Regions from separate parts of the Mus musculus genome. Here region 2 is linked to region 1. Evidence: chromatin contacts called from ENCODE POLR2A ChIA-PET data. All regions are on one chromosome and are shown on one strand. Each heading gives the region's core, a stretch centred on a gene start or an enhancer-like site at or near the end of the contact. The rest is flanking DNA. Distances are from core to core; before and after follow the strand shown. Region 1 holds the start of Dag1 (dystroglycan 1). Region 2 holds the start of Gpx1 (glutathione peroxidase 1).

What was found. ChIA-PET counts read pairs that join two places held with the same protein, here RNA polymerase II (POLR2A).
Region 2: POLR2A ChIA-PET joins it to region 1 with 22 read pairs in embryonic stem cell. The contact joins the promoter of Gpx1 here to the promoter of Dag1 in region 1. POLR2A ChIA-PET finds 5 or more read pairs at or near these places in 4 of 5 experiments (Patski and embryonic stem cell).

The regions. Positions count from the first base shown.
Region 1 is chr9:108,262,295-108,265,377 of GRCm38, forward strand. Dag1 (dystroglycan 1) reads right to left here and starts at 1,521. Exons shown (of 4, transcript NM_001276482.1): 1 at 1,331-1,521.
Region 2 is chr9:108,337,583-108,340,665 of GRCm38, forward strand. It overlaps Gpx1 (glutathione peroxidase 1), which reads left to right and starts at 1,498. Exons shown (of 2, transcript NM_008160.6): 1 at 1,498-1,976; 2 at 2,195-2,760. The coding sequence starts at 1,731. The coding sequence ends at 2,554. Rhoa (ras homolog family member A) reads left to right here. Exons shown (of 6, transcript NM_016802.5): 6 at 1-361.

The DNA of each region.
Region 1 (3,083 bases), core at 271-2,770:
GGGAGTAAAGTCAAACATTTACTAAATGAATGCATCTTGTCAAATCAGGTTTTTTAGAATGATGAGGACTTGTCCGGTGACAATTTCAACAGAGGTACATATCAACAATGCTTGCACATTCCCACCCGGTGCTGCCTGCATAGTGCTACTTACTCCTACCTTCACACAGGATCCCACACGCCTTGCAACTAACTCCCTAGTGAGATCTGATTTCTCCAATAGCCCCTATGTCCTTTAAGCACGCTGACCATGTCCTTGACTTCAAGGCAAAAAGAACTTCAATTCTCCATATTTAAACCATCGATCTGTACAACCCGTTACCGTGGAATTCTTTTTCTAAACTAGAACATTCTGAAAGTATGTCTCTTGCTCATTAAGCACAATATATACTAATATGATTGCAACACCCCATCTCCATCAGATTCCAAAACATCTGGAAGCACACCCAACTCTAGCTGGAGTTATGTTCTATAAACACCACCCTCACTTCACGAGTCTGGCTTCCACGCCAAGAACTACTTCTACTCGCTTATTTAGGGAAACAGCAGGCTGGACTCTCAAGTTAGACCTCTAGGCTATAAAGGTACTGTCCCAGACTAGGCGGACCAGTCAAAACTTCGTCATCACCACGAAAACTAATCTTGATGTAATTCAACTTAACAAAAGCTTCTCAAATTGTAGAGATTAAGAGGTGTGTTTTTAATTGCCCGTTGAGTTTGTCAATAAATGAACTTGGGAGTTATAGCAAAGGACTCTGAGTCAACATGGTGTTCCCTCTGGGAACATTTTCCAAATATACTCGCAAGTGAACCTGATTTCCCAAATACCCACTGCAAAGGTAGTAAAGGAGTCTCCCACAGAAGCGCAACCGAGGGGGAGGAAAGAACCCCAAGACTCGGAGCAGCTCAAAGCAAGAGGCGGGGGCGGCGCCCTTCCCAGCCTCTGGCAGGAGCCCCACAGTAGAGATGCCTCCTAACTGGGCCGCGACCCCCACTGGCAACCCGGAGGCAGCCCGCAGGCCGCACACGCCCGCGGCCGATGCACAGGCCCCGCGTTCCCGGGAGCGCGGGCCGGGGCCGAGGCCTGGCCCGTCGCCGCGGCGCGCAGCTCCGGCCTCAGCCTTCAGCTACCGGACGGAGAGCCGAGGGGCGGCTCCGCACGGACGGCGGCGGCGCCGCCTCCTCACCCGCAAGGACGTCCGTGGCCGTGTCCCCGCCCCGGGCCGAAAGGGAGCAGCAGCAGGTGTTCCGCGGAAGGCTCGGTCGGCTGCAGCGGGGATCCCGGCCCCAGCAGGCAGGCACCGGGAGGCAGAGGCGGGAGGCGCACTCACCCAGCACCACGGGCAGGCCGCGGCAGGTGTTCGCTCCTCCGGGCCCAGGGACACCGCCGCCACTCCCCGGGGACTCCGCGCGAAGCTACCGCCGCTGCCGCCCCCGAGCCCCAGGAGCGCGAGCGCCGCGCCGCAGCCTCCGCGCGATCACGTACCGAGCGGTGAGAGGGCGCCGAGCGCGAGGGCGGGGCGCGCGGCCGGAGCCTAGCAACCGCCTGACACGCGAGTGCCGCAGCCAATCCCACGGCCGACTCGGAGCGGCGCCGACTAGCCTTCAGCGCGCGGCCCGCTTCTGCCTGCGTCGCTAGCCCCGCAGCGCGCCGCACCCGCGCACAGGCCCCGCCCCGTCCCGCACCTCTCTGCCCATTGGCCTGTCACGCCCCCGCCCCAAAAGCCACGCCCCGACGTAGAGGCCCCGCCCCCGAAGTCGACCAAGTGGGTCCCGGGACACGCCTTAGCCAGTCCGGGTAGCTGGGAGCGCTTGCTAGCTGGGGTGGGGGAGGGGCACCTTTCCCAACTTCTCCCGAAGAATAAATCGAGGTATGGACAGGCCGGCGAACCGGTCCGGCCACAACAAGCCACCACACAGCTGCCCCCTAATTTCCTTCGAGCAAAACGCAAGCGGTATCTAAACCATTCAAACACTCAGGAAGCGCCCTCCCAATTGCAAAGGAAGAGAGGCCTTGTTACCCTCTCCTTAATATGGATGGAGAAACTAAGGCCAGATCCGGGTGGGTGGGCAGGAAGGTAACCCATTTCTTTAGTGCTGGCCATACAACAGGCTTCCCCTCCCCCTCCTTGGAAAGCTAAAATCCAATGCCTCCTCTGGAGCTCAAAATAGCTCTGACCCGCTAGCACAGGTCACTCACCCCCCGGTGGCCCACATTCTTTAGATGGGTGGTTACTGCTAGAATCTGGCCTCCCCCATTTATGGAGGGTCCTAAAGTAGTTCTTAACTCTCCTGGGCTCACCAGAGGGCCCAAACTCCAGAGACTGGAGATTTAACAAGTTACTAAACCTGACAGTGCATAATACCTGTGGAAATCAGAACTGTGGTAGGCTCTGCTCCCTTCCTAACTGACCCCACACTGCTAGAAGGAATCCATTCCTCTTTGGCCTAGGGCCAGGCTGGAGTTTCAGACACAAGCTGTTATCAGTAAACTCATTCTGAATACAGACCCGGCGGCTACTCAGCCTGGGATTCCTGCCTAAAGGACGGGCAGTTCTCTTCAGAAGAGTCTAGGAGAAAAAATTTTCAGGAAGAAATGCCCTACCTCAAATACCTGTTTGCAATTTCTCAATTCTTACGTGACTAACTCATAGAGCCTAGAAAAGGAAGAGGAACTAAAATCCAGGAGAGCAAGAGCAGGCCATCCCTTGGATGTTAATAAACTGAAGAGTTAATGGCTTCTCAGATTCTGACTTTAAGACTGTACCATTTTAGAAAGGCTGAGAATGAGCTGGCCATGGTTGCTGCCGTCTGTAATCTTTACACTCATAAAGCTGCGACTTAAGGATTGCTGTAAATTGAAGGCCAGTCAAGGTCGCATAATGAGTCTCCAGGCCAGTTTGGGCTATAGAGTGATACCTTGTCTCAAAAACTAATCAAGGGCTTCAGAGATTACTTAGACAGTAAAGACATTACTGATGACTTAAGTTGGGTCCCCACAACCCACATGGTGAAAAGAAAGAACCAACTCCAAGCACAATAAAAACATAAGATATAGGGCTGGAGAGATAGCTCAGCGGTTAA
Region 2 (3,083 bases), core at 248-2,747, 75 kb after region 1:
TAAAATTCCCATTTTGTCACTTTCTCTGATAAAATATGGCCATATCCCTTATTCAGCCCTATATATCATTCTAGTACCCCTTTCCAGACTGGACTAAGTAGGAATTTGGTTTCCCGCCTGAGGCAGTTATACTTTGGAGGTGGCATAGCCTTTCTCACCTGGACTGCAGGGTCTGGCTCTAAGTCACAGTGCTCCTTTCTCCACACTGTATCCAAGTTGCCTCCCAGAGGAGCCACCAGTTCTTATGGGTGGCAGTGGGTGGGGGTGGGGGGGTCTCTTCTCTCCAGCTGACTAAACATTTTTCTGTACCAGTTAATTTTTCCAACTAATAGAATAAAGGCAGTTTTCTAAATTTCCTGTATTCTCTTGTGTGTTGCTTTCGCCGGAAAGACTCCCCTGGAGAGGCTTCTTGAATGGCACCAGCTCCTCCTACTCCCTCCCTCTTCTAGACTAACCTTTTGTCTCCTCCCAAGAACATGGAAGTGGTTTCCCTGTGACACGTTCAAATCTAAAAAGTGGAGTGGAAGCCGGGTGTGGTGGCGCAGGCCTTTCATCCCAGCACTCGGGAGGCAGAGGCAGGTGGATTTCTGAGTTCGAGGCCAGCCTGGTCTACAATGTGAGTTCCAGGACAGCCAGGGATATACAGAGAAACCCTGTCTAAAAAAGACAAAAAAAAAAAAAAAAAAAAAAAGTGGAGTGGAATGTCATAGAGGGGACATGAGGGGCTGGGTTTTCTGGACTAAGACCAAACTGCACTGGGGGCAGGAATCTAGGACCACTAGAAGCACGTGTTCTGAGAGGAGCTAGGTTAGAGTCTGGAGCAGGGAGTCCTGCACTGCTGTCCACCCTTACAAAAACAACCAAAAGAAATTGCCTTTGATAGCGCTGTTAGTGCTACTAAAAAAAAGTCAGGCATGGGTGGTACAAGCCTTTAGTACCAGCACTCGGGATGAAAGCAAAGAGACAGGTAAATCTCTTGAGTTCTAGGCCTGCCTGGGCTACTGAACAAGCCTTAGTACAGCCAAGACTGCATACAGAAACACTGATGAGATGGAGACACCCCCCAAGACAAAACAAAACGAAAACATGCACTTGGAGTTCCAGGCGAGCCAGGGCTCTGTAGAGACCTTGTCTCAGAAACAAAACACTGGCCACCTGATGCGACGCAGCTCCTCTTGAGTTCAATTCCCAAATTATCACCGAGTGGAAGGAGAGAACCAACTCTGACCTCAACATGCATGCTCCTTCGATTTAATTAAACAATAAGTGTAATTAAACTTATGTTTTTAAAACCCTATAACCTTATGACTAGAAACGTGTGGGTAAAGTTACACAATATAAGGGAGCTGTGCGTGAGCTGCTTTAGCCGTTGTTATTGCCAGAGGCCATCTTCCTAGGCGGGACTCTAGACTAATTAAGAAACGGTTGAGTAAGACAGAGCTGGAAGATCCCCGCCTAAGCAAGCAGCTTCCTTCCAGACTAGTGCTACAGGAGCTAGACCAGACCCGCCCTAGGCACCTCCAGGCGCTTTAGCCCGGCCGCACCCTCTTCCCTGTTCCTCGATGGGGGGAGGGTAGAGGCCGGATAAGGCGGGACCCTGAGACTTAGAGCTGGCTGCCAGCCGGAAAGAAAGCGATGCCACGTGATCTCAGCACCATCCAGTTAAAAGGAGGTGCAGGGCCCTGTGAGCGCTAGTACGGATTCCACGTTTGAGTCCCAACATCTCCAGTATGTGTGCTGCTCGGCTCTCCGCGGCGGCACAGTCCACCGTGTATGCCTTCTCCGCGCGCCCGCTGACGGGCGGGGAGCCTGTGAGCCTGGGCTCCCTGCGGGGCAAGGTGCTGCTCATTGAGAATGTCGCGTCTCTCTGAGGCACCACGATCCGGGACTACACCGAGATGAACGATCTGCAGAAGCGTCTGGGACCTCGTGGACTGGTGGTGCTCGGTTTCCCGTGCAATCAGTTCGGACACCAGGTATATGGGGCGAGATGGGTGGCCTTGGGCTCTAGGCTCCCACGGGCGGGACACCGCTTACTTTCTCCTCTGGTACTACAGCTGGAATGCAGGCCTATCCTCGGTTATACAAGGAGGGCAACTTCCTGGTGACTCATCGGGAAACCTCTGTTTTGCAGTTAAAAAGCACATTCTTTCCGAAATCCTAGCACATAAATAAATGCCTTTGTCTTCCCTAGGAGAATGGCAAGAATGAAGAGATTCTGAATTCCCTCAAGTACGTCCGACCTGGTGGCGGGTTCGAGCCCAATTTTACATTGTTTGAGAAGTGCGAAGTGAATGGTGAGAAGGCTCACCCGCTCTTTACCTTCCTGCGGAATGCCTTGCCAACACCCAGTGACGACCCCACTGCGCTCATGACCGACCCCAAGTACATCATTTGGTCTCCGGTGTGCCGCAACGACATTGCCTGGAACTTTGAGAAGTTCCTGGTGGGCCCCGACGGTGTTCCCGTGCGCAGGTACAGCCGCCGCTTTCGTACCATCGACATCGAACCTGACATAGAAACCCTGCTGTCCCAGCAGTCTGGCAACTCCTAAGGCGGCCCTGGCATTGGCTTGGTGATTACTGGCTGCACTCTGGGGGGCGGTTCTTCCATGATGGTGTTTCCTCTAAATTTGCACGGAGAAACACCTGATTTCCAGGAAAATCCCCTCAGATGGGCGCTGGTCCCATCCATTCCCGATGCCTTTCCACCTAATGAAAGGTGGTTTCACTACTAAGAATAAAGTGCTGAATATCAGAATTGTTTGTGTGTCCTGTGTCATTGTCACCTTTTGGATAGCCTCATAGTCAGGGATAAGGAACTCAATCCCAGAGCCTAAACGTCCCTTTCCCCGCCCCTTATGCTTTTCTTTCTCCCTGTCCCAGGACATGGTTAAGGTCAGTCTTGAGTCGCCGTTACAGCAGAGGCCATACTCCAGAAGGAGGAAGCCAGTAGACAAGGGCAGACTGCCTAACGGTTAAGGCCACCCTAACCCCAAACGTGAACTTCTCCTTTCTGAGTTTTTGGTGGATGAGGAAGTGACTGTGTGCCCCTGTTCACACAAGACTCTAGAAATCTAGATC